Regions from separate parts of the Homo sapiens genome. Here all the other regions are linked to region 2. A link is a contact called in ENCODE Hi-C or POLR2A ChIA-PET data. All regions are on one chromosome and are shown on one strand. The core of a region is the stretch at or near the end of the contact, and the rest is flanking DNA. Distances in the headings are between cores, read along the strand shown.

Region 1 (4,362 bases), core at 258-2,757, 2.8 Mb before region 2:
TTAAAAAAATTTTGCAAAACTCCACCACACTAAACCATCTGATGCGGCATATTTTTGGTCCCCCAAATCACTTTCAATTCCTGAGACCTAATTTCAGGTTACTTTTTTAATGCTTATTTGCTATCAAATCTAAGAAGCTGTTAAATGCTATAATAATCTCTCTTATCTGGTCAGTCCTACTCTGTTGGGTCTGTACATAGGCCTCTCCAGGTCCTTATAAATGTGCTTATTCCCTATGAAATCCATGTATGTTCCTATCCTGCTCTTCTCCCAAGTAATTTTGTGTATATACATATATATATATATACATATTTTACATCGTTTTGTTTTGTTTCAATCATTTCAACATATAAAGTTCTATATCTGAAGTACTGCAAGAATAAGTCCTTCTTTTTAAAGTTTGGAAACACAGCCCATAAGGGAGGGGAATTAAAGTAGGAACTCATTAGAAATTCTGCATGCAGTAAAGCACCATTCAAAGTATTTTTGCATTTCCATTACATGAGAGAAAAAATGTACTTTCCATTCACAAGGAAACAATCTAATTCACGAAAAGAATACAAAACTGAATACTTCTTTCTGGACAATTTCCCTCTGTTCCTCCAACTGAAAGTAAAAATAATGCCAACTAGTCTCAAAGAATAAACAAAATATTAGAAACTTGCCATATGTTTCTGTATTTAAAGAGAAACTATTTAATTCTTACATAATGAAGCATAAACAGCTGTTCAGGGGATATCTGGCCAAATAAGCAAAACTCTCCATATAACCAGGGGGAGTATCTCTTCTTTTGGCTGCGTCCTCCTAGGTCTAGTCACACATATTCCAACATAAAACGCCTGCACAGATAGCTAGTGTTTTCTGACTAATGACAATAACCCACCACTACCAAGAGCTTGTAGGTAAAGGCTCCCTTTCTACCTTTAGAACGCTGCCAGCCCATACTAGCGCTAAATAAAATCAGCTAAATATGATCCCGCTTCTCGTGTCACCGTCCCCACTGCTAGTGCTATTAGTAAGATGACCGAATCCACTCTTCTGTCTGTGCACCCTTCAAGAAAATATTTGCTATTTTACACTCGCGAATTCCCCAACTACATCTATTTGAAAACAGTGGTTTATATATGGGGGCGGAGTTGATAGAAAGTCTGTTTGTGCTTTTATTTAGGTTTCGGGGCTCCAGGTTATAACTCAACGCCCTCCCGTCAGCCAAAACGTCTAGAAGCTGGGCCGTAATTGCCATTATTTCCCCAGTCCTGCAGTTCCACCTCACAGTTAGGTGGGCAGAAATGTATGAAACAGAATACCCTTTCCTCGTCTTCTGGGCCGTGTGGAGGGGCTGCTGAGCCACTGAGCTCTCTCCCCTAATCTGGTTGGATGTGGACCCAGTCGGAGCCCCTCTTCGGTGGCAAGAACCACCGTCAACCCGGGCGAAAGCCCAACGTCTTCCACGGCAGCCCCAGCGCAGCATGGGCGCCGCCATTGTAACTCCAGGGTCTTGGTCAGGTGACTCAGCCTCACTATGCCGCGAGGCTCCCTGGGAAGCGTAGTTCTGGAAATGCATTAAAAACGCCATAGGCTCGGACCGGAAGACTACTATTCCCGGCGAGCATTGTGATTCGAAGCCTGCCGGAACCCCGCGGAGAGGGGAGGGAAGGAGAAATAGAGGAGAGGGTGGGAGGGTTTCTGGGTGGGGAGGTGTGACTCCTCCTAGCGGGGAGTTGGAGAGGTTTGTGGCTGTGAGCGTGTGTATAAGTTAGAGTGTGAGCGCTTGATGCTTGGTGCTAAAGCGTGGCCGGGATTTTATAACCCAGTTAACCTTGCAAGGGGAAGTAAATGACCTTGACAGCTCAGCAGAGACTTCCTCAGCCCCCAAACCCAATCCGTTATATTCTCTGTCTACTCTCCTGCTTCACTCAGCAATTTGTGCGTTAATGCAACAAATACTTATTTGCATGCCTACCGTAATGCCAGGCTCAGTTCTCTTAGGCACTGTAGTTACTGCAGAGATCAAGACAGTTATGGCCCGCATGTTCATGGAGCTTACATTCTAAAGAAGGGAGACATACAGAAGTTAACAAAAATAAGATACTTCCATATAGGTAGTAAGTGCTATGTTTAAGCAGAGGTAATTGGAGACAAACAGCCCTAGATTGAATGTTCATGTACATTTTAACCTCCTTTTTATTATTGGCCAGTATCAGAAACACACTCCTTATATGCTAGGAGCAGATACCATCGTCCCAGCGGACTTCCTTCATTTTCCTGTGTCAAAACTAATACCCCTTGTTAAAACTGCCACCGATTTCTTGTGTTTGAACACAGTCTAGAATAGTCATTTAGCCACTCTCTATTTCATCACCCGACTTTGATTGTCCTCGTAGTGCTTTTGACTGCCTGATGTTTATCTTCTATTTCCACAAATTCCTCGTCTGTCTTATTCACTACAGTACAAAGTAGGTTCCTTAAAAATATTTGTTGAATAAAGTAGTGCAGTGTGGAGAATGCATTTGACAAAGGATGGAGTGGATGCCCTTTGGAGCAGTAATTGTTTAGGGGAGAGATGATGAGTTAGGGTGGTGGCAGAGCCAAAGAGAAATGGATCTGTTTGAGATAGATATAGGAAGTAAAATTGAAGGACTCTGATGGATTGGATATGATGGTGGAAGGCTAGGAGAAACAAATAACTCCTGGATTTCTGGTTTGCACAACTGGCTGATGAAGTTATCCACCGAGATAAGGAAACCAGAAAAGGAACAGGTTTGCAAAGAAAACATATGAGTTTGGTTGCCTTGGAGACATTCAAGAGGAGAAATCAAGTAGACATCAGTGATGCCTAATTCTGAGTATAGAGCAGGGCAAGGGGAAAAGCTGCATATTTTGTATACTTCACATTGATAGATTTTCAGTTATTGATCAATAATCCATTGATTAGTTGGCTGTAACCTTTGATCTTTTCCTTTAATACACTTCAATTGCATATCCATATGGAAGAAAGAAACTTTAGTTACTGTCCTTAAAATTGTCATCATTTATTTTTTCCATCTTTTCTACTTTTTCATCCACTATCACTGTTCTAAATTGCCACACCAGAAGTATCAGTCATTTGACCAAGGATGAAAATGACAAAAATGACAGGGACTGGAAGGGAGTGGTGGAGACTTGTTCCAAAATTTCTCTCTAATTATTGCCCTTTATTTAAGGTTCAGATGATTCTCTAGATCCTTTACTAGAGTCTTCCCTCTGAGTTTCCATGTTTTCCACCTTTACTCTAGGTAAGCTAGCTTTCTTTTACTTATTTAGCTCCTCAGGTTTTTCTGGCCCAGACTAGGGGTCAGGAGAGTTGCCTCTGAGCACAAAATGGCTTCACTTTTGTTAGGACAACAGAGGAGAATGGAATCTTGTATCTCTAGCTAAAAAGAGAGGGGGACACTTGTTACCTCATCGCTGGTAATCAGCATCCTTAAAAGGCGATTCACTCCATCAAATGGAAGATTGGGAATGTTTTGAAAACCACTGTAAGGGAGAGCAACACATTTAATGAAAATCCTAATCTTACGGGTAAAACGCGCTATAAGGGAAGCTCATCTTTGTTTCTGAAGCGGTATTATTCAGTAATAGGCTATCGCCTCAAAGGCCCCACCCCACCACTAGAGGAGATAAAAATCCTACGCATGTAAGTGTATTTGCTTCCTTTCACGAACGGAAACCGGCCAGTTTCCTGCATCTTGTCTCTATCTAATCATTGCCCTTTCAAAAATCCTATAGAACTAATCGTGGAAATAGAGACTTGTCAATAACCATCTCTTTGGCTGTCCTCTCCCTCAAGACTATTTGTCATTTCCCGAAATGCCTGTAGTTTTCCTTGTGAAAACAGGAGCACTGTTTTCTGAGTGCTCCCCCTGCCTTGCTCCTTAGCTGGTCATACTCCCACCAAACCGCCTTCTGTGGGACCATTTCTAGCCTTCCTGCTGCATGCCAAATCTGATATCTGTCAGAACTATTGCTGATAGACAGCTCTCCAGCTGCGAGAGCTATTTTGGTTGCACCGACAAGGTGGCTGTCATCTGGGAGACACAGAGATTTTCATTTTCAAGGAACTCAGAAGGTAGCTGGGCAGAGTTTCTAGCAAAAACAACATTTTTCTTAGGGAGAGCCTCTCGGCTCTTATTTTATCCATATAATTGATACACAGTACAAATAGATTTAGAACAGGTTTTTAAAAAGCTATGTAAAGCAGAGCAGAATTTCGAGTCGTTACTTATAAATGGCAGTAGTTAGATGTGTCAAAATAACATGCTTGGTTTTGTTTAGTGCTCTTCAGTGGGTCTTTGAATGTCAGAGTTGGAATGAACTGGCTCA
Region 2 (4,454 bases), core at 444-2,943:
CTCATTATTGAATAATTAGCCCATGACTAGCTTATCTTTAAAGGACTCCCTCTCCCTGCTCTCTTCCCCTAGTATTAGAATGTTAAGTATTTTAGCAATTGAAAAAAAAAAACTACACCAACCTCTCTTCATCTAAAGGCACAGGTTTTCCATTATCAGCTACAAACATGTCATGGGTCCTCTTCAACGACCTGAACACAAGGGTGTGTACAGAATGTTTCTGTACCTCCTAAAAAAAAAGAATGTAATTACACACCTATCTACAAATTACACAAATCATAACCTAAAGTCAGATTGATTATACACTTCACGTGTTTAAATATGTAAAAAGCTTTATACCACTCACCATAGCTACTTGTTGCAAGCTACAGGAGTCAAGTTCAGAGAAGAGGAGGAAGCTCCTCTTTGGCTAGAACCTCAGGTTTAGCAACTGAGTGATGCCGGAGTTTAACTTACTCAATAAATATTTACTGAGCTCCTACTGTGTGTCTGGCAGGTATTGTGCTAGAATCTCACAATAGAATGATAAAAAGGTGGTCATGGTCCCTGTGCTCAAGAGGAAACAGACAAATAAAAAGTAAAATAATTCCACATTTTGATAAGTGCTATGAAGGCAACAAGCAAGGCGCTGAGTCAGGGAATGAAGGACTAAGTATAATTGTGAAAGATTTCACTAAGGTGATATTTAAGCAGAAAGGGAGTTAGCCTTGCACAAAACAGAGGTAAGAACGAACCAGGCTGATGGAAATGTCATGTAAAAAAAAGTTCAGTTAACTGAAATAATACAAGGAGCGCAGTACAGCTGTGTATGGAGGATGAGATGGTGCTTTGTAGCTGCAAGGGTAGACAAGGTCCAGATTAGGTAAGGTCTTTTAGACTATTACAACAGCCTATATTTTGTTCTAGCAACATAGGGTCAGTAAAGGGTTTTAAACAAGAAAGGTATGAACAACTTACGTTTTAAACAGAACAACTTATAGAACAAAATGGAAGCAAGGAAACCAACCAACGGGGAGCTAATGCACCAGTCCAGGTGAAAGATGATGTTGGTCTCAATTAAGGTGGACTGCAGCGGATATGGAGAAGAGTGAATGGAATCAATAAACATGTGGGGTAAGATGGACAAGACCAGCTAACAGCGTTGGCTGTTCATGCCAGGGAAAGATGTAAAGAACGGCAAGTTTTTCTGGGGGTAGAGGTGAAATAAGAGACGACCTGAACGCAAGATAGAGAAGACTACCAATCTTTTAGGGCACAGACTCACTGACACTGCCCCGAGGGCGGCAAGTACCAGTGGTCGATCACCAACAGAGGCCCCGCCTCCGAGGACACTTTCCAGCTCCCAAGAGTCAAACGAGGACTGGACGAATTATCTCAGGCTTCGCGCCCAGGCTGAACCTCCGACTCGGGTTCTCATCCGGCTTCTACCCCTTCCCCGAAAACCCGAAGAAGAGACCACTCGGCCTTGGCCAAATAGCTCCCCTCGTAGCCTCTTTTCTCTCTGGACTCCAAGTACTCTCAATCCCCCACGCGCACTGCCAAAAAAAACAGTCCAGAGACAAACGACTCTTGAGAGCCCCAGTGTCACTTTACCTCGACCATGATGCTACCGTGTATCCCACCTCCGGCAGGGAAGAAACTCTAATCACTAACGCAGTACCCGCCGCCACAGCTGTGCAGCACCTTCCGGAATTGGGCGCCCAGGCGGCGGATGTGATGCAAGCTCTGCGCACGCGCGCTAGTCTCCCTCGGCCATCTAGGATCAGGAGGCGGGTCTCCCTCCTCGGGACCGCCTCTAGGGCGGAGTCTCGAGGCTGAAAGCCGGAGACTCCTGGAAGGGCCTGGGTGGAGGGTTTCACTCGTCCCTCTGAAGAAATCTTAGAATTATGTTTTCTGCCTTAGTTGGGGTCCTGGTTGTTCGTGCTGTATTCCCCGGAAGCTTAACGCTTTTTATTCAGAGAACCTAAGCGTCTGGAGAGCAAACTCCCGTGGGCTCTATCTAAGGCATTTCCACTACCTTGATCTCTTTGGAGGTCGCCTGCGTGCTTTGTGTCTCCTGGTTCTAATCCTGGCGAGAAGCACTTGGACACTTGTAGGCTTAACACCTGAAAACAATTTCGCTTAAACAGTCCAGTAAACACTTGTTAAGTGAACGTTGAGGAATAGCTGTTTTAATTTGGAAAATTTTGACATGTAGTTATAACAAAACCCCATATTTATTTTCTGCTAATAGATTTTTTTTTTTAATTTCTCAAAACTGCATAGCTCTTGTCCATTTCCTAGTTGCCTGCTGATTATTGTGGCTTCAACAATGCCAGGGTACAGCTTTTCAAAGCTGGTAGAAGACACAATTGGAGACTTTAGCCATTTTTATTTATACATATCCTTGTGCCAAGTATTGGTATTTTTGCTTTCTACCCTGGTAAAATCTGTGGTTTGTGATCAACCCTACCCAATTATTTTTCTATGTAAAAAAAAAAATGGATGGACTTAGGCATTTACAAACTTAAATAGACAAACATTTTACTGGCCCTGTTTCAGTTTCACTAATCCTGTCCTGAGAGCATACTGCTTACACTTTGAGAGGGGGAAAAAATCTAGCAAAAGAATAGCAATATAAATCAACCTTACTTGGAAATTCATTAAAAACATTAAGGTCATGGGTTTTTGTTTGAGACAGAGTTTCGCTCTTGTCGCCCAGGCTGGAGTGCCATGGCGCGATCTTGGCTCACTGCAACCTCAGCATCCCAGGTTCAAGCTATTCTCCTGCCTCAGCCTCTGGAGTAGCTGGGATTACAGGCGCCCGCCACCATGCCCGGCTAATTTTTGTATTTTTAGTAGAGACAGCGTTTCACCATGTTGGCCAGGCTGGTCTTGAACTCCTGACCTCAGGTGATCCGCCCGCCTCGGCCTCCCAAAGTGCTAGGATTACAGGCATGAGCCACTGAGCCCTGCCTTAAGGTCATGTTTTTACTTGAAGATACAGCATCTCTGAATTTAACTGTGAGTTTGGCCTAAGAATTGCTTTTCTGTAAAGGTGGCAGGTGATGGTATTTCCTTGCAAGAAAATACCATAATTGTAAAATATATACTTGATGAACTAAATAATATACTCACCTATTAATAATAACTATAGAAAATAACATGATTTGAAATGACAATAAAACCATAGAAACCTAAGCAAGACTAATATATATGGCAATATATTAATTGTCTAGTTGGATCTATTAACTTTTTACATATTTAATCATCCTGGAGACATTAATTTAATTTCTCAATAACAACATGGTAATGATTGAGGTAAATTGCCTCGAATTTGCTCCTTTTAAAACACTGTCGTGAATTTATAGAATGATGTCATCCCCTTGAAAGTTTACAATATTTTAGATAAATATAGAACTCAAGTGACCCTATTATTTAGTTCAGGGATTCATGAATTATGTATATTGTAGGAAAATTTTGTATTTATATGGGAATATGTTTTATTTTCTGGAGAAAGGATCCACAAGTTTAATTGGATTCCTGAAAGGCTCCGTCATACACACATGGCCTGGCTGACACCCGAAGCTGCCTTATTTGAACAGCAGGTGTCACCACTGCTCTTTGTACGGGCCCTCAGGGCTGTCCTTAAAGCAGACACGGCAAGTAACTTATTAATATAAATTATTAGTATTATGTCTGTGTAAAACCAAGAATACAAGTTTTAAGGAAAGCCCTCCTTCTTTAGGCAAGATTTTTTAAACTCACCAATACAGAAACTCTTTTTATTCTCCTTCAAATATTGTCCTTTGCTCTTGAACAGTGATAGGTCATATGAGTATAGATTTGAGTGCCATTTTCATCAGCTTTTTATGATATTTTTATAGGAAGTGTTTTCTGATTCTTATAAAATAATAAATATTACTATTTATTTTTCTGTTTCAACTTAGAGGGTTAAATATACAAGCTTTAAAAAACACTATATGCAATGTTCTTTAGAGTTGTGTGGCTCAGTATGTCCATCCCTTAAATTTCATATTTGAAATTGTTCGTTAATTCAAAAGGAAGTAATCATGGGAGTTATCACTGTTTATTTGAATTTCTGAGGTCAAAACCTGTGAAAAATGATACTTGGACATTTCTTCCAAAACTTTGGTCTTTAATTGTTTAGCACAATGCTATGAATTTGCCTAAATACTAAGGTAGTGTTAGCAGATACTTTCTTGTAGCATAGTTGAAACAAGCTTCTGGGACTATAAGGAACAGTGAAGGGGCTGTTCTTCCTGTTAATGCCTGGAAAGACTTTGGGAATAATTAGATTGTACTATCAGTTATAAACTGTCAGTTATAAATATCTTAGCAAGGTGTATGTGTGTGTGTGAGAGAGAGAGAGAGAGTCCTCGGGTCTTACTTATCACAATTTCACCATCCTCTACTACATGAAGCCCCATCTCATGTGTATTAGTTTGCTAGGG
Region 3 (4,536 bases), core at 591-3,090, 2.0 Mb before region 2:
ACTGAGAAGGTTAACTCCTGTACCAATAGGTACTGAAATGAACCTCTCTCAAAACAGGTTTGTTGTTGTTTTTTAAAAAAGGAATTTTACTTTCAGGGGTCCACAGGTTAAGTAGTTCTCATTCGGGAACCTATATGAGAGTACCCCCGAAACAAAAAGTACACCGCACACACCCACAGTACCAGGAAAAGGTTACAGATACAGATGGCCTCTGTGCGCACATATGCTCTGGCTTCCTCAATTTCCCTTTGCCAACTGCTGGCCAGAAAGGTGCGAGTATTCACTTTGGAGAAAAGACTCCTCCGACAGAAACCTGCATACTTGCATTACTCGTACAAAGAGCTAAAAAGTTACAAAATACAGGCCTCCCTAACACCTTCCCCCCTCCGTGAATAAAGCTAGACTCCCTCATTGATAGACTCCCAACACTACTGGAGAACATCAGCAAAACTCCAGGAGGAAGCGCCGGCATCCTCCCACTTTCTCCCCCTCAATTCCCTCTCCCGGGGCCACTCACACTTTTAGAAAAGAGCCGCGGCGCCGAGAAAGTGGGTTGGTTCCCTTCCTCCTTCGGACTGAAGCGGCAGCTGCGGAAGGCTCCGGCGCGGTACTGAGGAAGAAGCGGTGCTCGTGTCGCTAAACCAGGCGGCAACCCGGGTCTCTTCCGCGCTGCCAGGGGAGGGGAGGCGGCGGCCCCGCTTACCTCCTCTTTTCCTCTTCCTGGGTCTTTTCAGGCTGCGGCTTCTGCCCGTCCAGGGCCACTTCTCCCGGGACAGTCAGGTTTGGGAGACTCCGGATTTTGTTTTTGTAAAGTTTCCTCTGGGTGGAGGCTGCGGCCGGCCCCCCGGGTCCCCCCCGGCCCCGCCGCCCTCGGGACTGGGGCGGGGGAGGGGGGCTCTAGGAACTCCTCCCGGAGTCCAGCCAAGGAGCCGGGGGGCCGGCGACTGGCCAAGGGAGAAGACCCCCGGAGGGGGCTGAGGGGAGGGGGAAGGTGAGGAAAGGACGGCGGCGTCGGTCCTGTTCTCTCCGCCGCCCCAGCCGCCGCTTCACATCGGGGTCCCCGCCCCCCCGGCCGGGGGGTGGTTGCCGAGCTTGGTTGGGGCCCCGGTTCATACACTCCGGGGCAAGATGCTACGGCCCCGGGCGGGTGGCCGAGTCGGCGGCAAGGCGAGGGACCCGGCCGGCTCCGCTCGGCGCCGCCCCCGCTCCCGGCTCCCGCATGTGTCGCTGCGGCTGGGACCCCCCTCCCTACACCTTGGGGGTCTCGCCCCACGCCCCACGGGACGAGGCAGAAGCTCTGGCGCCTCCTCAGCGTTCTCTCACCGCGGAGCAGCTACCCACTCCCGGCCCGTGGTAGCCGCCTCCCTGCCCCCCAAGCCGCCGGCTCCGGCTCAGGCTCGGGCTCCGGCTCTGGCTCCGGCTCCGGCGTGTGCAGCCGCCGCTGCCGGCCGGGAAGGTGAGGGGGGGAAAGGAGTGCGGCCGCGGCTCCCGCTGGCCCAGGTGAGAGCGAAGGTCTCGGCGGCGGCCAGTGCAGGGGGACTGGATCTCTCGGATGCTCCTTCGCTCTCAGTCTCAGCGGCGGCGGCGGCGGCAGCGGCAGCGGCAGCGCCCGGAGCTCAGCTCGCTGTCTCCCTCGCTCTGTGCGGGGCTCTCGCCTCACTCCAGAGAGAGGGGCGGGAGGAGAGCGGCGCCTGCCGATGACGCAAGTCACCTAGCAACCGCTCTCTTCCCCCTCCCTCTTCTTTCCGCTCTGAGGCTTCCTCCGCTGGCCTTTTTCCCCCTTCCAGCCACCCCGCCCTGGGCGCCTCTGGCGCGCTCTGATGACGCTCCAAGGGAAGAGGAAGTGGGGATCGGCGAGCGGGTGGGTGCGCCTCGGGCCGCGGGACTCGCAGCCGCCACCGCCGCTGCCGCCTCTACGGCCGCGTCAGAACTGAAGAGAGGAAGGGGAGGAGCCGAGTCGAGCCTAAGCTGCCGCCCGATCTTACCCCTGACCCGAGGGCGGCCTGGAGAGCTTGGTCTGTAGCGGTTTCCTTCGGGGCAGGTGGGGACTGCTCCTTTGGGAGGAAGGAGGAGGCCCAGGCCGCGTCTTCAGGCAGCTGCGCGCACCACCCGAAGGTGAGGCATTTGGCCCCAAACAGACCCTCGAAAAGCCGGACTGATCGAGGAGTTACCCTACAGCCTGATCTGCACCTGCTCCAGGGAGAGAGCGCCCCACCCTTCCCGTGGCGTGGGGTGAGACCCAGCGTTGGATAACGTGTGGTCGGGCCGAGCAAATGTTTGATGAATGAATGAATGAATGAATGCCTCTCTCACGTGGCACTCGTGAAGCTCAGAGGATATGGTGGAAGTGCAAGCGCTTTGTAAACTGCAGTGCATTGTAAAAATGAGTTGTAATACATTCCTCCCCTCCCCCTAGCCATGAAAGGAAACAGGGGTGCGGCTTGAGTACAGAGTCACAACCTGAGTCTTTAGTGGAAAAGGAGACGAAATGCCGAGCAAGGGAAGGGACCCATCCTCGCGCAGATTGTTAGGGCGGCGGGAAGGGAGGATTGGAAGGGAGCCATCCTCTGGGAGATTGCTGAAGGATTTTTGACTGTCAGGGGAAGAATTTAATAGTCCCTCACTTTTACGAATGGTTCTTTCTTACGGTTTGGAGCTTTCGAGAGCTTCTGGTCTTGGTTCATCAGTGTACGTTGTCATCAAGAAATGTTGGCCTGTTTCAGGTCTGACTCAAAGGTTATTTTCTTTCTAAAATAAGTGTTATTACTATTATGCAGCTTTTCCTACAGATGTTATCCTGGAAAGGAAAGTTAAGTAGAAACTCATGAAGTTTAAAGTGTAGTTCTCTAGGAAAACAAATTTAAGATAAAAGGACCAGAATCCTCAGAAATCTGTCTTCAGTGAATAGTATGAGAAAAAGATTAAAGCAGCAGCAATGATGAAAGCAGATTCCACAATTCTGTCCCTGGACCCTAGTACACTCTACCTCCTTGGGAAGCAGTAGTAATGGATTTTACAAGTCTTTCCACCTGGAGGAGGGGGTAAGGTAGGAGCAAGTGTATTATAGACAAATGTGGGAAGCTCTGGGTTTCTCCCACTACTGCCACTACCATCTGCAAACAGTAAACTAAGGAAACTTTTAACTGGGTAAATCCAAGGGCTCGTGTTCATTAAAATGCTGCGGGAAAGGTGGTGAGAGGGGCAAAGGAGGATGTGGCAAAACCAAGGAGAGACTCACAGACTAGCACCTGACCCTACTGCCCTTGACCTGAAGTTCCAAGAGCCAGGTTAAATATCCTGCTTAAATTACCCTGGATTTTTCTGTCTTTACGTGACCAATCCCCTGCTACAGCCTTCCAAATAAGACTCACAGGTAATCAGACCAACAAGTGATGGTCTCACATGGCTACAAAATAAATATTTTTTGTTTTTCCCCCTCTTCCTATCTTACAACAGGGGAATGGTGGAAATTAAAGGAGTAAAACACACAGATTTAGGGGATTTTGTGAAGCTAAACACCTCAGAGAGTTTAACCTTTGTAGGCTTTGAAGGAAAAGAGTGCAAACATCAGAGTTCTGCAGCCCAGCAGAGAACACCTCCAGTTAAGTGTGTACCACATAGGGTTTTTCAGCAGCGTGATCTTCTGTTTTCATTGTCAGTGGCTCCACCTTACAACCTCAGTGCTGAGGAACAGAAGGGCACTCAGGAGAGCCTGAGCCACTTACTTAGAAAGTATTTAATAACAGCACACTAAGCTTACTGGGCTAGATACCCACCTCAGCACCCAGCTTGATAACAGGAGGAAACAGCTGGAACTGGAGACTGGAGAGAAGGAAGTTCATACATTTCCAACTTGGTCTGCATCTCTTTAGTTCCTTGTATTGCTTATTAATCCAGAGGAGAAAACAGCTAGTTAATTAAAAATTCCAAAAAATCTGAAGTTTTAGCTAATAGTTACTTCCCTGGTTCATCAATTTAAGATAAGGATCTAAATACTGTGTTAAAATATAGAAAAACGGAGACTCTTATAAGGTTTTTGACCTCTACACTTGAAAGTGAGCTCTTACAAGAAACTAATCAGTGTTTCGTTATTCCATATCAGTGGCTTTTACTGTCAAAGATTGTGTAAGCTAAATTATCTGGCAAAATTTTGCTTTCCAGAAATACTATCTATATTAATTTTAACATTTTTATTGTGAAATATAGTTTAAATACATAAAGCAATTATATAGTATAAGTGATTATAAAGGAAACCACCATGTAACCAATCAACCAGGTCAAGAAATGGAATATTTCCAGCAACTCAGAAGTTCCCCTCCCTGCCATGACCTTCCCGAACACAACTCTTTCCCTCCCTCCTAAGTGTAGTCATTATTCTAACATTTGTGATAATCATTTCCCTGCTTTTCTTTGTCGCTTTGTCGCAAGCATGCATCCCTAAACAATATATTGTTTAGTCTCACTCTTTCTTTTGAACTTTATGTAACTGGAACAATATAATATGTAATCTGTTGTTCTTGCTGCTTTTGCTCAACA

What was found. Hi-C counts contacts between places; a loop is a spot of excess contacts on that map. ChIA-PET counts read pairs that join two places held with the same protein, here RNA polymerase II (POLR2A). Pooled maps may share reads with other maps.
Region 1: a map of CD8-positive, alpha-beta T cell shows a loop between it and region 2 (9-fold over the local background). The contact joins the promoter of GATB here to the promoter of PLRG1 in region 2. A Hi-C loop is called at or near these places in 1 of 168 maps with a recorded cell type or tissue (CD8-positive, alpha-beta T cell), 1 of 37 single-sample maps with no recorded cell type and 10 of 50 pooled maps.
Region 3: a map of naive thymus-derived CD4-positive, alpha-beta T cell shows a loop between it and region 2 (18-fold over the local background). The contact joins the promoter of MIR4453HG here to the promoter of PLRG1 in region 2. A Hi-C loop is called at or near these places in 1 of 168 maps with a recorded cell type or tissue (naive thymus-derived CD4-positive, alpha-beta T cell) and 11 of 50 pooled maps. POLR2A ChIA-PET finds 5 or more read pairs at or near these places in 2 of 52 experiments (GM12878 and activated T-cell).

Annotation. Positions count from the first base shown.
Region 1 is chr4:151,759,500-151,763,861 of GRCh38, forward strand. It overlaps GATB (glutamyl-tRNA amidotransferase subunit B), which reads right to left and starts at 1,508. Exons shown (of 13, transcript NM_004564.3): 1 at 1,308-1,508. The coding sequence starts at 1,483. RefSeq lists an enhancer at 1,224-1,503.
Region 2 is chr4:154,548,707-154,553,160 of GRCh38, forward strand. It overlaps PLRG1 (pleiotropic regulator 1), which reads right to left and starts at 1,694. Exons shown (of 15, transcript NM_002669.4): 1 at 1,594-1,694; 2 at 123-229. The coding sequence starts at 1,602. RefSeq lists enhancers at 1,798-1,847, 1,868-2,027, 3,411-3,705.
Region 3 is chr4:152,534,424-152,538,959 of GRCh38, forward strand. It overlaps MIR4453HG (MIR4453 host gene), which reads left to right and starts at 1,841. Exons shown (of 1, transcript NR_033797.2): 1 at 1,841-4,536. FBXW7 (F-box and WD repeat domain containing 7) reads right to left here and starts at 1,669. Exons shown (of 14, transcript NM_001349798.2): 1 at 704-1,669; 2 at 518-610. It overlaps MIR4453 (microRNA 4453), which reads left to right and starts at 2,005; the gene lies at 2,005-2,093. RefSeq lists enhancers at 15-114, 1,364-1,899, 1,605-1,964 and a silencer at 705-1,494.